Regions from separate parts of the Homo sapiens genome. Here all the other regions are linked to region 1. A link is a loop called in an ENCODE intact Hi-C map of the cell type or tissue named here. Cell type or tissue: Calu3. All regions are shown on one strand. Each heading gives the region's core, and the rest is flanking DNA. Links, peaks and the distances in the headings are about the cores only. Region 1 has its middle 150 kb from the start of FUT9. Region 2 has its middle 210 kb from the start of MANEA-DT. Region 3 has its middle 150 kb from the start of MANEA-DT.

Region 1 (5,905 bases), core at 1,171-3,670:
GGAAAGATCTGTTTCATATTCATTCTTTTTTATCAAGTTCAGGTATACGAGGCAAATGTGGAATAGATAACTAATTAATTAATGTATTCAAACTTTCTATTTTTCACCCAATAAAGTTTGTTTTTTAAAAATTTTTAGTCAGATCATCTGTTGAATATTTGCAGCTTTGCTCCATAGCCTCATACTTTTTCTGAAACCCTTGCTCACCAGACCTGCCTGTATTGTACTTGAACATTGTGTCTTCTATCATTACCCTCCCTCCTAGTAACCTGCAGCTCCTCTCCTAACTATTCAGATTTCTGTATCTAACATTTTCTGTTCTGCCTCTTCCTAGTCCTGGCCAAGTCCTGGCGTGGTAGCCTCTATTCACCCTGTGCTGAAACCCCTGGCCTCAGAAGGTCTGTCCTGTCCTAAATCTTGCTACTGGGGCCCAAGTTTAAATAAGGCCACATGATAACATTTTTTGATTTGAGATTTTGAATTGGTTAATTCTACATTGTACTCAGCATTTTCCTTAAAATCCTTTTACGTCATATGTTTCATTTGGAATGTCTATCTTTCCATGAAAATTAAAAATCTGTGAAGGCCAGTGACTGTGATATGTTTTTTTCCACTTTCCATTTTCTCCCTGTCATCTGAGCATCTAGCTCAGTGTATTATTTATAATAGTGACATGATGCATAGATAAAATAAAAACTAACTAATAAAATAAGGAAAAATGTGTAAGATGATTAAGTATTTATTATATAACAACTACTCTCAGAAATATGAATTATTTACAAATCTATGTTCTTAGTGGCATCTACTCTATTAAGTCAATCTTGAGATACAAAATTAGACTCATGTGAGCCTTCCAAAACATTTGGGTCTTTTAAATTGAGTAGACTATTAATTTTAGATTTTTTACTATAAATTTTTAAATAAAATTTCAACTAAGATGAAATTATCTGTAGGCTCTCAGCTATTATTGCTATATAACAGATGTACAAGAAAGATATATAATGTAACTAAAGTATGATATTATTATACATTTATAAAGATCTTTATAGTTTAATAATAATCATTGACTGCATTTCTCATTTAATCCTTAAAATACTACTGTGAGGTGAGTATATTATCTCCATTTTTAGGTATGGAGCTCATTTTAGGTATTTTAGAGATGTTAAGCTGGCTTTTCCCAAAATAGAAAAACCAGAACTTTTGATACTATATTTAATACTTTTCCTACATGAATACCTTATCTCTGGTTTTGATGCTTGGAAATATTTAATGAGCTAAGCTTTGTTTTTTTTTAAAAGAAATCTTAGACTCCTTTATTTTTTTATCAGTAGGTGAAAGCTTGATACTAATATATATTTAATTTGAATCCATTCAGCTCTTGGTCTATTGTAAACACTTAAAAATTAATTCTACAGTATGTTTCTGAATTATTATAAAATCATGATGAATGTCACAGGGGAGCTATGTCTATTTGAGCCCATGGCATGAGGGTAAAACAACTTACCAAGACAGTTGTAGATAAAGAGAGGTTTATTAGAGAAAGTATGAAAGTATGAAAGTATGTTACAAGGGAGCAACAGGCAGGATCAGCAGAAGAGGAGCTGACTATGAGGAAACAAAGGCTTGCTGGAGATTTTACAGGATACTATTTATGCCGCATGCTGTGGAGGGCTTTGTGCAATACTGATAACTCCAAGGTTGTAGTGAGCTAACCTGAATTTTTTTTTTGTATCAGCCAAGGGTCTGGTGATAACTGGGCGCAGAAAGATTGTGAATTATTTGCGCAGGAGGGCTATGTGTCCGGGACCGTGAAGTAAGGCAGACTTGTAGCTAATCTGCTTCTTCTTTCTGCTTTCCCCTGCTCCCACCAGTCTGACTTCCTTTCCTTAAATAGGACACCACAATGAAGATTATATAAAGGTAACAACCTGTGAAAGTCAAATCAAGTATTAGAGCTGGAACAAACAGAATGCATCCAGACCCAGTGTGGTCAAATGACTTGCCCACGGGCATTGCATTCTTAGAGTCAATATTCGGAAACGAAATTTACTTGACATGACACTTCTCTACACCATATTAGAATTCATGAAAATATAAATATGTCTTAAACACTTTTTTACGTTAGGCGCTCCACACCTGCCTCTGTAGGTCTACTTGTCGGGGTCACATATTGTTGCCGACCATCTCTGCCAGCAGATGTCAGCACCACATGCATATACTGACATTTTTATTAGGCTAAGAGACACCTCATAAATAAAGGCAAGAAAGGATGGTTAAAACTCATGAGGTAAATCTATTTTCATCTATAATACATACAGTTAGCTTTCATGTGGATTTTCTAATTATAAATTTTGATAATTTATGTTTAAAATGTTAAATGCTTTTATCACTTGCCTATTACGTATGTATGTCTGCATTTGTACCCTTAATTTTCAGTGTTTAAGGCATGTTTATGAATAAGACAGTAGAAAAAAAGGAAGAAAGTGATAGGTATTGGGTCACGCACCTTGTGGGGATACTCATATATAGTATCTCCAATTAAAAAGTGAAATATCACAAATAAATTAGTCATCTTCCAACTTCGTGTGGCAGTTTTACCTTTAACATACTATTTTTTAAATCTACTTTTTTGTTAATATAAAGAAAATTATGAATCATGACTTTACTAATTCATACATGTTAAGTGTTTGGCTAAATGGGGGAATGTAATAAAGTATAGTGAGTTTTTCTTAAAGCAATTTCAAGGTTTCACATGAAAGTTTCAACATAGAGGCTTTATATGAAAAGGAGCTCAAACAATTTTATTTCACCAGTGTATACAGGTAACATGTAATTTTATACTAAAAGTAAATTTAGAGATTTTTCTAATCTATTTTCATATTATAGATAAGGAAATAAAGCCCATAAAAGGTTAAAGACTCTTAACAAATTTTCCAAATTCCCAAATCATGGTATCTGAAGGGGGCAGAGATTAGAATTTATTTCTCCTAGGTCCCTATTCTGAGTCCATCCTTGTGCACCAAGCCTCAAGGCCAACATATTACCTGTTAAATGAATCATTCTATGTCATATTAAAAAGTATTGCACAATCACCTCTTTTTCAGGAAAGTGTGTTTTTAGAATCAAGACCATGAATTGTATCTTATTAAAAGCTATTTAATAGCAAATTATATTGCCTATTACTTTAATATTTATATTATAGGCACTTTATCACTTGTAAATAAATAAAATTGTATAGCACTAAATAAAGATGCCTATTCTCTTAGGCAATCCGATCAATCAATCAATGAATCATTGAATATATTTTCAATATAGTGAACAGAAGAACACACAAGGTCCTAAATTTGTAAAAACTTATGATTTAGTTGGAGAGATAAAATAGATTTATAAAAATTAATTGACTATATAGAGCTGAGAAAAGCTCAATGAATATAATTTGTGTTGGAGTTTGTAAGGTGGTGGGAAAACCTTGACATACCTAACAAATGAAGATAGGGGAAATTAACTTAGGATTTTTAAAAATAACAAGCATTTAAGTAGGTGAGAAGTAAAGAGAGATAGGCAAATGCATTGTGAGAAAACAAACCAATTGGAGAAAACCAACCTGAACTCTTCAGTTTGAGATGAGTGTTTCAGGAGAAATAAAAATGAACATATATGCATTCCTTAAATTATTTTTATTGTGTTTCTTACCTCATTCAAGAGCTAATGGTCCTTTTTTGTAGAAATGTGGAATCTTCCTACCCATGAGCATGGAATGTTCTTCCATTTGTTTGTATCCTCTTTTATTTCATTGAGCAGTGGTTTGTAGTTCTCCTTGAAGAGGTCCTTCGCATCCCTTGTAAGTTGGATTCCTAGGTATTTTATTCTCTTTGAAGCAATTGTGAATGGGAGTTCACTCATGATTTGGCTCTCTGTTTGTCTGTTGTTGGTGTATAAGAATGCTTGTGATTTTTGTACATTGATTTTGTATCCTGAGACTTTGCTGAAGTTGCTTATCAGCTTAAGGAGATTTTGGGCTGAGACAATGGGATTTTCTAGATATACAGTCATGTCATCTGCGAACAGGGACAATTTGACTTCCTCTTTTCCTGATTGAATACCCTTTGTTTCCTTCTCCTGCCTAATTGCCCTGGCCAGAACTTCCAACACTATGGTGAATAGGAGTGGTGAGAGAGGGCATCCCTGTCTTGTGCCAGTTTTCAAAGGGAATGCTTCCAGTTTTTGCCCATTCAGTATGATATTGGCTGTGGGTTTGTCATAAATAGTTCTTATTATTTTGAGATATGTCCCATCAAAACCTAATTTATTGAGAGTTTTTAGCATGAAGGGGTGTTGAATTTTGTCAAAGGCCTTTTCTGCATCTATTGAGATAATCATGTGGTTTTTGTCTTTGGTTCTGTTTATATGCTGGATTACATTTATTGATTTGCATATATTGAACCAGCCTTGCATCCCAGGGATGAAGCCCACTTGCTCATGGTGGATAAGCTTTTTGATGTGCTTCTGGATTCAGTTTGCCAGTATTTTATTGAGGATTTTTGCATCAATGTTCATCAAGGATGTTGGTCTAAAATTCTCTTTTTTTAGTTGTGTCTCTGCCTGGCTTTGGTATCAGGATGATGCTGGCCTCATAAAATGAGTTAGGGAGGATTCCCTCTTTTTCTATTGATTGGAATAGTTTCAGAAGGAATGGTACCAGTTCCTCCTTGTACCTCTGGTAGAATTCTGCTGTGAATCCATCTGGTCCTCAACTGTTTTTAGTTGGTAAGCTATTGATTATTGCCACAATTTCAGATCCTGTTATTGGTCTATTCAGAGATTCAACTTTTTCCTGGTTTAGTCTTGGGAGACTGTATATGTCGAGGAATTTATCCATTTCTTCTAGATTTTCTAGTTTATTTGCATAGAGTTGTTTGTAGTATTCTCTGATGGTAGTTTGTATTTCTGTGGGATCAGTGGTCATATCCCCTTTATCATTTTTTATTGCGTCTATTTGATTCTTCTCTCTTTTTTTCTTTATTAGTCTTGATAGCGGTCTATCAATTTTGTTGATCCTTTCAAAAAACCAGCTCCTGGATTCATTAATTTTTTGGAGGGTTTTTTGTATCTCTATTTCCTTCAGTTCTGCACTGATTTTAGTCATTTCTTGCCTTCTGCTAGCTTTTGAATGTGTTTGCTCTTGCTTTTCTAGTCCTTTTAATTGTGATGTTAGGGTAAAATGGCCATACTGACCAAGGTAATTTATAGATTCAATGCCATCCCCATCAAGCTACCAATGACTTTCTTCACAGAATTGGAAAAAACTACTTTCAAGTTCATATGGAACCAAAAAAGAGCCCGCATCGCCAAGTCAATCCTAAGCCAAAAGAACAAAGCTGGAGGCATCATGCTACCTGACTTCAAACTATACTACAAGGCTACAGTAACCAAAACAGCGTGGTACTGGTACCAAAGCAGAGATATAGATCAAGGGAATAGAACAGAGCCCTCAGAAATAATGCCGCATATCTACATCTATTTGATCTTTGACAAACCTGACAAAAACAAGCAATGGGGAAAGGATTCCCTATTTAATAAATGGTGCTGGGAAAACTGGCTAGCCATATGTAGAAAGCTGAAACTGGATCCCTTCCTTACACCTTATACAAAAATTAATTCAAGATGGATTAAAGACTTACATGTTAGACCTAAAACCATAAAAACCCTAGAAGAAAACCTCGGCAGTACCATTCAGGACATAGGCATGGGCAAGGACTTCATGTCTAAAACACCAAAAGCAATGGCAACAAAAGCCAAAATTGACAAATGGGATCTAATTAAACTAAAGAGCTTCTGCACAGCAAAAGAAACTACCATCAGAGTGAACAGGCAATCTACAAAATGGGAGAAAATTTTTGCAATC
Region 2 (5,905 bases), core at 1,473-3,972, 500 kb after region 1:
AATATATGTCCCTGCCCAAATCTCATGTGGGATTCTAATCCCCAGTGTTGGAAGTGGGAAGTAGTGGAAGGTGTTGGGATCATAGGGGTGGATCCCTCTTGAATGGCTTAGCCCAACCCTTTGGTGATAAATGAGCTTTCACTCTGAGTTCTGGGGAGATCTGGTCATGTAAAAATGTGTGTCACCTCTCCTCCCCTGCAGAGTCTCTCCTCTCTCTTTCCATGTGATGTACCTGGTCCCATTTTCCCTTACTCCATAATTGTAAGCTCAGGCCTCCCCAGAAGCATATGCCACTATGATTCCTGTGCAGTCTGCAGAACCATGAACCAATGTAAACCTTTTTAAAAATAAATTACCTAGTCTAGGGTATTTCTTTATAGCAATGCAAGAATGGACTAATACAGAAAATTGGTACTGAGGAGTGGGGGATTTCTGTAAAGACCTGAAAATGTAGAAGCAACTTTGGAACTGGGTAATGGGCAGAGGTTGGAATAGCTTAGAGGGCTCAGAAGAAGACAGAAAGAGACAGAAAGGTTGGAACATCTTAGAGACTGGTTAAACGGTTGTGACCAAAATACTGATAGTGATATGGGCAATAAAATCCAAGTTGTAGAGATCTCAGATGGATACAAGGAACTTATTGAGAACTGGAGCAAAGGTCATGCATGTTATGCCTTAGCAAATAAATTGACTGCATTCTGTTCATGCCCTACGCATCTGTGGACGTTTGAGTTTGAGATATGATGACCTAGGATATCCGGCAGAAGAAATTTCTAAGCAGCAATGTGTTCAAGATATAGTCTGGCTGCTTCTAACAACCTATGCTCAGATTTAGGAACAAATGAATGACTTAAAGTTGGAATTTATATTTAAACAGGAAGCAGAGTGTAAAAGTTTAAACAATTTGCCCCTGGCCATATAGCAGAGAAAGGAAAAGCTCTTTTGGAAGAGGAATTTAAGCAGGCTGTGGATCAACCTCATGCTAGAGAAATTTGGTTAACTAAAACAGAGCCAAATGGTAATAAACAAAACAATGGTTAAAAGGCCTCAAATGCATTTCAGAGATCTTCCAGGCAGCCCTTTCCATTGCAGGCCCTGAAGCCTATAAAGACTGAATGGTTTCATGGCCCAGCCTAAAGTCCCACTGTTTTGTGCATCCCAAGACACTGCTCCACATATATGCCTACTCTAGCTCCAGCTAGGATTCTAAGAGACTCGGGTATAGCTTGAGTTGCAACTTTGGAGAATGCGAGCCATAAGCCTTGGCAGCTTCTATGTGGCATTAAGCCTGTAGGTGCACAGAATACAAGAGTGAAGAACGGTTGGTAGCCTCCACCCAGATTTCAGAAGATTTATGAGAAAGCTTTGGTGCCCAGGCAAGTGCCTGCTGCAGTGGGGAAGCCTTCACAGAAAACCTCTGCTAGGGAAGTTGAAAGGAAAATGTGGAGTTGCAATCTCCATACAGAGTCCCTAATAAGGCACTGCCTAGTGTAGCTGTGAGAAGGGAGGCATTGTCCTCCAGAACCCAGAATGCTATATCCATTAGCATTATGGACCCTGCATCTGGAAAAGCCACAGGCATTCAACTCCAACCCATGAGAGCAGCCCTGGGAGCTGAACATGCAAAGTCACAGGAGCAGAGCTGTCCAAGGCCTTGAAAGCCCACCCCTTGCAGCAGTGTGCCCTAGATGTGAAACAGAGTCAAAGGAGATTACTTTGGAGGTTTACGATTTAATGACTGCCCTGCTGGGTTTCGAATTTGCATGGGTTCTGTAGCCCCTTTCTTTTGGTCAATTTATCCCTTTTGGAATGGGAATGTTTACCCAATGCCTATACCTCATTGTATCTTGGAAGTATATAACTTGCTGTGATTTCACAAGCTCATAGGTAGAAGGAACTCATTTACAGATAAGAGTTTGGATTTGGGACTTGGGATTTTTGAGTTAATGCTGGAATGAGTTAAGACTTTGTGGGGACTACTGAGAAGGGATGATTGTATTTTGCAATATGAGAGGGACATGAGATTTGGGAAGGGCCAGGGATGGAATGATAAACCTCTTTTCTTATAAATTACTAAGTCTCAGAAATGTCTTTATAGCAACGCAAGAAGGGCCTAATACAGCCACCCCTTAGTCTGACACCATCCTTTCCCAAACTACAATCTGATTCAACTAGCTAGTACTTCTTTTTGTGTTATTTGAACCTTAAAGATTTACTTGGAATATAACTACCACTTCAGAAGAAAGTGTCAGGTATCAGTGTAATCCAGGCTCAACCACTCACCAACTTTGTGTCTATGAGCAAGTTACATAATACAATTTAAATGTTAAGTGCTCAATACTTGCTACAAATTATCAAATGTGCTTGTCTAATGATCCATGTTTTCCTGAGCAGCAGAGCACACCCAGGGAACAGAGAAAAAACTACAGGATATTTGTTAACATAGGTCATTATATACATATTTGTGCCAAGATTAGATTGACTGTCAGTTTAGCTAATTATCAGATTTTCATAGCAAAATAGGAATTTCATGAAATGTATAACACACACATGCTATGGTGTGACCTATCAATGAATTATCATTTTCAAATATTTTTGCAATGACAAAAAGAACTCTGTGCCATATACAGAGATTTTCTCTTAAGCCTAGGTGCCAAAGTTTTAGGCTGAATTCCTTTTGCCTTATTTAGGGGTCAGGGAATAGGAAGCACACAGATTAGTTTAATCAGTAACTTATTTGTAAATTAATAACTAGGAAACAGTATTTGTTTGATATTGAATATCATTTTATGAAGATGCGGAATTGCATGTGACTCATACGTCTAATACTGATTCTAAAAAATTGCCATGTTAAAGTTTAAAAATTACTGCTCTTGAGTAGCTAAATTTAGGAATATATATAAAATGTGATTTTACCTTTATTTACCTCTTAAAGAAAAAAGTTAGTTATACAGAAATTAGATTTCTATTCTCAAAATAGTCATTTTGAGAATAGCACACCTTAAATGTGTGCTATTACTATGGATGTGAAAGTGATTCTTGTTTCATTATAACGTAAAGCTTGCCCTCTAGTGGTTTCAGGCTAGTTATTTATTCAGGGAAAACAATTTAATGGAAGATTCACTACTCAAAACTCAACAATGGTATACTTCTTCTATTTCTTCAGGACTAGCATGCTAATAATGTAAATATTATGAGCAAAATACAGCAACTCCTAAGAAATATATATTAGAAAAGTATGTCTTCTATAGACGCCACCAATAATTTTTTAAAACCAAATATATTTTTAATAAACATGGAATATTTATTAAAAGTTAAATTAAAATGTTAGGCTTCATTTTTTTGTTTTAATTGTCAACAGCTCTACTAATATTGTGATTGACAGTATTGTCTCAGTCCTTTCCTGGGCATGTGCACAGTCCTGAGTATGTGTGTAGCCTCCTAGATTTCTTGGTTATGTTTAGCTTTGCAAAGTTTCTTATGATCATGTCAGTCCTCAGTATTTTCTTTTGTATTTTGGTCAAGTTCTTGTTCCTCCCAACAAATAAAGCCACATTAGGCAGCTGTGATGTTAAACAATTGCTGTTGATTATTTTTGGCAAAATCCTGAGAAGAGGGCTCTTCACAAACAGCGAGAGCTCCAACTAAGGTCAGATAAAGACAAAACCTGAGAATAGTGCTTTCTAACAAGCTGCCAGACACGTAAAGTAGTGACAAATCTCTGCAGACAGGACTTCTAGGGAGTTCCTACCTTATTCTGCCTCACTTAGTGGCTGCCAAACTGCTGGTTTTAATAGCTATTGCATTTGGAAGACTAGATTTCTTTTTTTAAAAAAAATTATTTAAATATCTTTTGGGGTACAAATGATTTTTCGTTACATGGATGAATTATATAGTGGTCAGTTCTGAGATTTTAGTGCACTGGTCACCCGAGTAGCATACATTGTGTAGTAATGTAGTAATGTAATGTGTAGTTTTTTATCCTTAACTTCTCTCCCACCCTTCCCATTCTAAGTCTCTGAAGTCGATCATATCACTCTGTATGCCTTTGCATACTCATAGCTTATCTCCCACGTATAAGCTTATAAGTGGTTTTCTACTCCTGTGTTACTTAGAATAATGATCTCCAGCTCCATCCAAGTTGCTGCAAAGGACATTATTTCATTCTTTTTAATGGCTGAGTAGTATTTCATGGTGTACATATTCCACATTTTCTTTATCCACTCATTAGTCAATGGGCGGTTAGGTTGGTTCCACATCAATTGCAACTGTGAATTGTGCTACTGTAAGAAGACTAGCTTCTCGATTTATTTTTTCTTTTTATTATTGTGAGAAAAAGTCTCAGTTTATTGTTCAGGCTGGAGTTCTGGAGTTCAAAGGTGTAATCATAGCTTACTGTAGCTTCTAAATCCTGGGTTCTGCCTCAGTCTTCTGAGTAATTGGGATTACACATGAAAACTATCACACCTGGCTGAAAGACTTGATTTCTAGGGTTATCTTGAAGCTGAAGAGAGAGGGATGAGATTAGGGAAAGTTAAAATGCCATAAATTGCAATATTCTTACATATTCAGCCATTTTCTTCTTGTGTAAACACTTCTCAAATTGTTACAACACTTTGATTAATGTCTAGAGTTCAGGAAAAGTTGATTTTGATAGTTTTTGCATGTGTTTCTGTTGCTTTCATAGAGGAGTAGATTTTCAGAGGTCTTACTCTGCCATTTTAGAAGTCAAAACTCCTCAAGTTTTAAAAGTACCATTTGTTGGTTCTTATTTGGTATTGCCCTAAACTAGCGAATTAATGTAAGAATTTTAATTTATAGTATTTTCTTTTTCAATTCAAGTATATAATGATGCTTCATTTTTTTTCTGTCCATATATTAAATGTCTCAGTTAAGTTTTGTTGTGTTCTATGTTCTTATTATATTATCCAACTGGTTTATGCTGGTCTGAAGAAAAGCTATTAATTTCTTCTTTTTTTTACATTGCTGCTCTACTGAACCCTCTTGTTAATTCTAATAGCTTTCAGTTTATTTTCTTGGGTGGCTAGTGTAGGGAAAAGAAAGAGAGATCAGACTGTTACTGTGTCTATGTAGAAAGGGAAGACATAAGAGACTCCATTTGGAAAAAGACCTGTACTTTGAACAATTGCTTTGCCGAGATGTTGTTAATTTGTAGCTTTGCCCCAGCCACTTTGACCCAACCACTTTGATCCAATCTGGAGCTCACAAAAACATGTGTTGTATGAAATCAAGGTTTAAGGGATCTAGGGCTGTGCAGGACGTGCCTTGTTAACAAAATGTTTACAAGCAGTATACTTGGTAAAAGCCATTGCCATTCTCTAGTCTCAATAAACCAGGGGCACAATGCACTGCGGAAATCCGCAGGGACCTCTGCCCTTGAAAGCGGGGTATTGTCCAAGGTTTCTCCCCATGTGATAGTCTGAAATATGGCCTCGTGGGATGAGAAAGACCTGACCGTCCCCCAGCCCGACACCCGTAAAGGGTCTGTGCTGAGGTGGATTAGTAAGAGATGAAAGCCTCTTGCAGTTGAGATAGAGGAAGGCCACTCTCTCCTGCCTGCCCCTGGGAACTGAATGTCTCGGTATAAAACCCGATTGTACATTTGTTCAATTCTGAGATAGGAGAAAAACCGCCCTATGGTGGGAGGTGAGACATGTTTGCAGCAATGCTGACTAGTTATTCTTTACTCCACTGAGATGTTTGGGTGGAGAGAAATATAAATCTGGCTTACGTGTACGTCCAGTCATAGTACCTTCCCTTGAACTTAATTATGATGTAGATTCTATTGCTCACATGTTTTTCTCCTTATTATCACCCTGCCCTCCTACTACGTTCCTTTATGCTGAAATAATGAAGATAATAATCAATAAAAACTGAGGGAACT
Region 3 (5,905 bases), core at 1,607-4,106, 430 kb after region 1:
ACAATGGCACGATCTCGGCTCACGGCAATCTCCGCCTCCCGAGTTCAAGCCATTCTCCAGCCTCAGCCTCCTGAGTAACCGGGATTACAGGTGCCCGCTGCCATGCCTGGCTAATTCTTCTATTTTTAGTAGATACGGGGTTTCACCATGTTGGCCAGGCTGGTCTTGAACTCCTGACCTCGTGATCCACCCGTCTTGGCCTCCCAAAGTGCTGGGATTACAGGCTTGAGCCACAGCATCCGGCCCTTTTCAGTACATTTTTTTTTTCTTTATTTTTTTGAGACGGAGTTTCTCTCTTGTTGTCCAGGCTGGAGTGCAATGGCACGATCTCAGCTCACCACAACCTCCGCCCCTCTCCCCCTACCCGGGTTCAAGCAATTCTCCTGCCTCAGCCTCCTGAGTAGCTGGGATTACGGGCGTCCACCACCACGCCCGGCTAATTTTTTGTATTTTTAGTAGAGGTGGGGTTTCACCAGGTTAGCCAGGCTGGTCTCGAACTCCAGACCTCAGGTGATCCACCCGACTCGGCCTCCCCAAGTGCTGGTATTACAGGCGTGAGCCACCGTGCCCAGCCCTTTCAATACATTCTTTATCCATTCTCCTTTTTGTCTTTGTTATTAGATACGTTTCAGCTTCATAAAAGCAGCTCATTCATTAAGGAATGTTGTACATATTAAAAAACACGAGAAGGCTAGAAGCGGTGGCTCACGCCTGTAATCCCAACACTTTGGGAGGCCAAGGCCAGTGGATCACGAGGTTAGAAGATAGAGACCATCCTGGCCAACATGGTGAAACCTCGTCTCTACTAAAAATACAAAAAAAATTAATTGGGCATGGTGGCAGGTGACTGTAGTCCCAGCTACCCGGGAGGCTAAGGCAGGAGAATCGCTTGAACCCTGGAGACTGAGGTTGCAGTGACTGAGATCGCACCACTGCACTACAGCCTGGCGACAGAGCAAGTCTCTGTCAAAAAAAAAAAACAAAAACAAAATACAAAAAGAAACATCAGAAATATAATGGATATAATGGACCCCATGTTGGATTGTTGGATTGGCCAGAAGGGCAGACGTATAGAAACCAGGGTAGGTCAGCTGTGGAAGAAGGAAGGGGTAGTAGGAGGACATGAATTGTTGTAGAATCAGTTCTGGGAGTAAGATGGACTGAAACTAGCAACTTAGATGATTACCATAGATAAGAGTTATAGGTGTAGCTAGATAAAATAGAGAGGAATATTGAGAGGCAGAAAGGCATAGACAGCCGCTATTAAACTGTGTTAAACCAGAAGTGGATTTGAAGAGTGCAAATCACTCAGAAGAGTCTCAAAACGAATACCATATATAACGGGTTTTGAACAGCCCTTGACAATGTCTAAAACCAATTTTGTTGAGGTTATAATTGACATACAAAAACTTGTATATATTTAATATATACAGCTTCTTGAGTTTGGAGATACATATACACCTGTGAAACCATCACTGCAATCTATGCCATGAACCTATCCATCTCTTCCAGAAGTTTTCTTCTATCATCTTTGTTAATTATGATGATGAAGTGATGATGATGATGATGATAAAGAACACTTAACATAAGGTATATCCTCTTAACAAATGTTTGGGTTTTTATTACAGTATTGTTTATTATAGACATTATGCTGTGCAGTAGATATCTAGGACTTACCTTGTGAAATTAAAACTTATAACCCTTGGCAAATACCTTCCCATTTCCCCCTGCCCCCAGCCCCTGGAAACCACCGTTCTAATATTTGCTTCTATGAATTTGACTATTGCAGATTCCTCATATAAATGGGATCACGCAATATTTGTCCTTTGGTGTTTGGTTTATTTCACCTAGCATTTTATTCTCCATGTTCATCTATGTTGTGGCAAATGGCAGTATTTCCTTCCTTTTTTAATGTTCAATGGTTCCTTCCTTTTTAAATATTCAATTGTGTGTATATATCATGTTTTCTGTATCCATTCATTCATCCATCCATGAACATTTAGGCTACTTCTACTTTTTGAATATTATAAATAGTGGTGCAGTGATTGGGAGGGCAGGTATCTCTTTGGGATACTGATTTCAATTCCTTTGGGTGTATACCTAGAAGTGCGATTGCTGGATCATATGGTAATTCTGTTTTTAAATTTCTGTGGAACCTAAGATAACAAGTGCTGGCAAGAATGTGGAGAAAAGGGAAACAAGGGAAACCTTGTACACTGCTGGTGAGAAAGTAAGGTGGTGTAGCCAATATAGAGAACACTCATGCTTAGTAAGCACTAAGTGGTTCGTAAACTCTATTTCTCTCCCTCGCCATATATATATATATATATATATATATATATATATATATATATATATATATATATATATATAAAATATCTTTAAATAAAATAGTAAATAATATTATTTATTATTATAGGGAATAGACTTTCCTCTGAAAGAAATTATTTCTGAATTTGATTAGGGCTCCTTAATTATATCTTAGAGTACAGCAAAGGGCTTTTATATGTTTGAAGACACTTGATTCAATGACATGCTAAGATTTGTCTATGTTATTTATAATGGGTGATACTTTTATTTCCAAAATTTGTTATCAAGTAAAGAACAATTACACAAATATACATCATTGAAAAGCAAATACATTTTGAAAAGTTTTAAACACCCAAGAAAAATTTTAAACAACTTTTTTTCTCCCCATTATTTGATAATATTTTTGATTTAGTATTTTCTACAATTTCTTTATATTGATTACCAAATTTGTTTGCTGATAAGAAGTGACAGGTGTTGTTTAAATCAGGTGCAAAATGTTTAAAGTTTCACATTTATGAAAAAAACATTCAGTTGGGAAAAAGATAAAAACAGAACACATTTACAATATAGAAATATTTGTCGGGTCCTGTTGTGATTTTTTAAAGTCCAATTATGAGGGCACTATGTTGTGTTAACCATTTTAGTATAAGTTAGTTGTATCTAGATGTTTAACCCTCCCTTTCCCCATCTGACACAAACTGTGATGATCACATTATATAGAACAGTCTGTGTTACCACTTCACTACAGGTAGAATTTTATTTAGGATATGATTTTAATTTTCCTGTAGAGTGCTGCCCCACTGTGGACAGATTAGGAATCACTGAAGCCTGACAAGTAATTACTTTTTGCAAATACTGTCTTTATTAAATCTCCCGTACAAATATTCCTTACATGTAATACCTGCATAAAGAAATATCCACCCAATGGTTACAAAAAATGTTGTAAAATTTGATATCTTCTCAGAGAACTACTTAAATATAAATAGGCCTTTTCTGAGTTACAAAATCTAAAAACTTTGCTTCATAAAATGTTTCTAAGGCATCAAACTGGAGTAGTAGAAAGACAAATTAACTTTTAAAGTCATAATCTCTTCTCAAGCCATTAAGCACATTTAATCTGTGCCACTACAAATTTTGGATATTGCCTATTGTTATCACAAACTAATATTTTCACATTCAGTTTTGTTTTTACATTATCTTGATTGATTTTAAGGCAGCCAGTATTGAACCTAAATAGTGAAGATGATGAATTTAGTTAAATTATTATGGCTGATTTCATCAGAGTTCATTGTGTAAAAATTTGACACTAGTGATAGAAATTATGATAATTGAATAAATTACAATGAGGTCATTAATTCATTTTATTTTTAATACATCTATGTGTTTATTCATAGCATCAACATAATTTTCCTCAGATTATAAAAGCATGTGCAACTAGTCTGTCTAAATCACCTCTTCTTTGAAAGTTAAAGCCATATTATAGAATTGTGACTTTTAGTCTTCACAATCTATTCTTCATCCAACATAGCTCTGCAACCTTTAGTTATAGATGTAAAAATTATTTTCCTCTTCACTCACCTTTTATTATTATTATTATTATCTATATTTGTAGGTCACAAAGATCTTATATAGTGTGGCATAGTGAAGGTAAGTTTGGGCAGAAAGTTAGAAAACTAGAACTTGGTCCTATGTGTGCCACCAATTAGGTGTGCATGCTCTTGAATTTCATTTAAAAGTGTGTTGTAATCTTCATCTCTCATCAGAGGATATTAGACTATGTAATTTTCTAGACTCTTTTTCAAATTATCTAAATTAGAAATTGTTTCTCTTGCAGTTTGGGTTCATTTAATTTGATTCAAATCAATTCAACTCACATCCATTCAATTTAGTTGTATTTGAATCAAAGAGTATTTATTACAACTTTCTATAGACACAGTCCTGCTATGAGCGCTGTACAGCCAGGGAACTCCTCTGTGAGGTGGGGGAATGAAAAAAGATTTGTAATGACTGATTTGTGACTTCAAAGTCCTCACTTTTCTCCCATTGATTTTTACTATAATTAGTGAAGTTAACCTCAAGAAATCATAAAGTCAGAAAAAGTCATCTTTGGCATGTCTTCTTTCTTCTAACTAGGTTCTCAAATAGATAAGTGTGTCCTCATTTTGAACCCAGGCCTCCCAGCACCTTTTTTTTTTTCTAAGCAAAGCTCTGTGCTGTTCTAATACGTGTCTTTCTTCACCTTCTCTCTGTTACACCAGCCACATTCTTTCATTTTCTTTGTGTCTCAGCTAACTTTGTTGTTGGGTGTGACACTAATAAAATTCTAAATCAGAAATACATAATAAATCACCAACTTACTGAAGACTTTCTCCCACACTCTTTGTCCTAATAAATGTTCCATCTCTGGTAACTGCAATGACTCGCTCATTGCCTGCACTGTACTTTTTTTCGTGGTTCACAAAGAAGCCAAGAGGGCAGAGAATGGCATACGCTAAACTCATATACTTCAACTCTAAGTCTTGCGTTTGCTTCCATTCTAGTTTCTTTTAATGAGTTAATTTGTTCCTTACTTTTCAGTAATCCTGCTTTCACAAAGATGCTGCCTTCAAGATACTCTCTTACAGTAACTAATACACACTTCTCTCATAAAAATATTCTGCGGAAAATAAGCAGCAAACAAATAAAAAATTCTAAAATAAACTTAATGCATTCTGTTTTCTTCCTCCTCAGCTCAACAAGACTGCAGCTCACTGCTTGAGTTCCACCTTCCTAAACCAGGGTGGAAAATGTTCCTAAGAAGGTGGCCAGGGTGAGAGTGCTGCTCACTTCATTTGTTTCCTTAAGTTCAAGGATCAGAGTCTGGGTATTTTTTTGTCCAATAACTGAACAAAAAGGTTTTTTATGTTCACATATTTGGTTCAGTTTTAAAATTGTTTACAGTGGAAAAGCAAGTGTCTTCAGTCATTTTCCCTCATGAATGGAAATCCATAGTATTTACATGACAGTTTGTTTACAGGTGAATTTAGTAAAGGTAGCTGTATTAGTCTGTTCTCACACTACTAATGAAGACATACCTGAGACTGTGTAATTTATAAAGGAAGGAGGTTTAATTGACTCACAGTTCCACAGGGATGAGAAGGCCTCAGGAAGCTTGTAATCATGGTGGAAGGGGATGCAAACACATCCTTCTTCATATGGCAGCAGCAAGGAGAAGTACAGAGCAAAAGGGGGAAAAGGCTCTTATACAACCATCAGATCTTGTGAGAACTCACTCACTATCATGAGAACAGCATGGAGGTACATGGAGGTAATGGGCTCCCATGATTCAATTACCTCCCACTGGTCCCTCCCATTACACATGGGGATTATGGGGACTACAATTGAAGGTGAGATTTTATGAGATTTGAATGGGGACACAGCCAAACCATATCATTCCACTACTGACCCCCCCCAAATCTCTTGTCCTCACAGTTCAAAACGTAATCATGCCCTCCAACAATCCCCTAAAGTCTTAACTCATTCCGGCATTAACTCAAAAGTCCAAGTCCAAAGTCTTATCTGAGACAAGGCAAGTCCCTTCCACCTATGAGTCTAT

The links. Peaks named below come from ENCODE experiments on the same cell type or tissue, not always from the same donor. Only the 100,000 strongest peaks of a DNase experiment are listed, where the experiment ranks them.
Region 2: it touches region 1 in a loop (12-fold over the local background); 5 of 110 quality-filtered maps call a loop at or near these places.
Region 3: it touches region 1 in a loop (8-fold over the local background); 32 of 110 quality-filtered maps call a loop at or near these places.

Annotation. Positions count from the first base shown.
Region 1 is chr6:95,863,215-95,869,119 of GRCh38, reverse strand. No RefSeq gene overlaps it. Among named protein-coding and RNA genes, the nearest start is that of FUT9, 150 kb to the left of the region's middle. In Calu3, for the core only: no CTCF peak of the experiment used is centred there; a DNase peak (open chromatin) is centred at 2,179.
Region 2 is chr6:95,361,373-95,367,277 of GRCh38, reverse strand. No RefSeq gene overlaps it. Among named protein-coding and RNA genes, the nearest start is that of MANEA-DT, 210 kb to the left of the region's middle. In Calu3, for the core only: no CTCF peak of the experiment used is centred there; no DNase peak of the experiment used is centred there.
Region 3 is chr6:95,429,022-95,434,926 of GRCh38, reverse strand. No RefSeq gene overlaps it. Among named protein-coding and RNA genes, the nearest start is that of MANEA-DT, 150 kb to the left of the region's middle. In Calu3, for the core only: a CTCF peak has its summit at 3,111; a DNase peak (open chromatin) is centred at 3,106.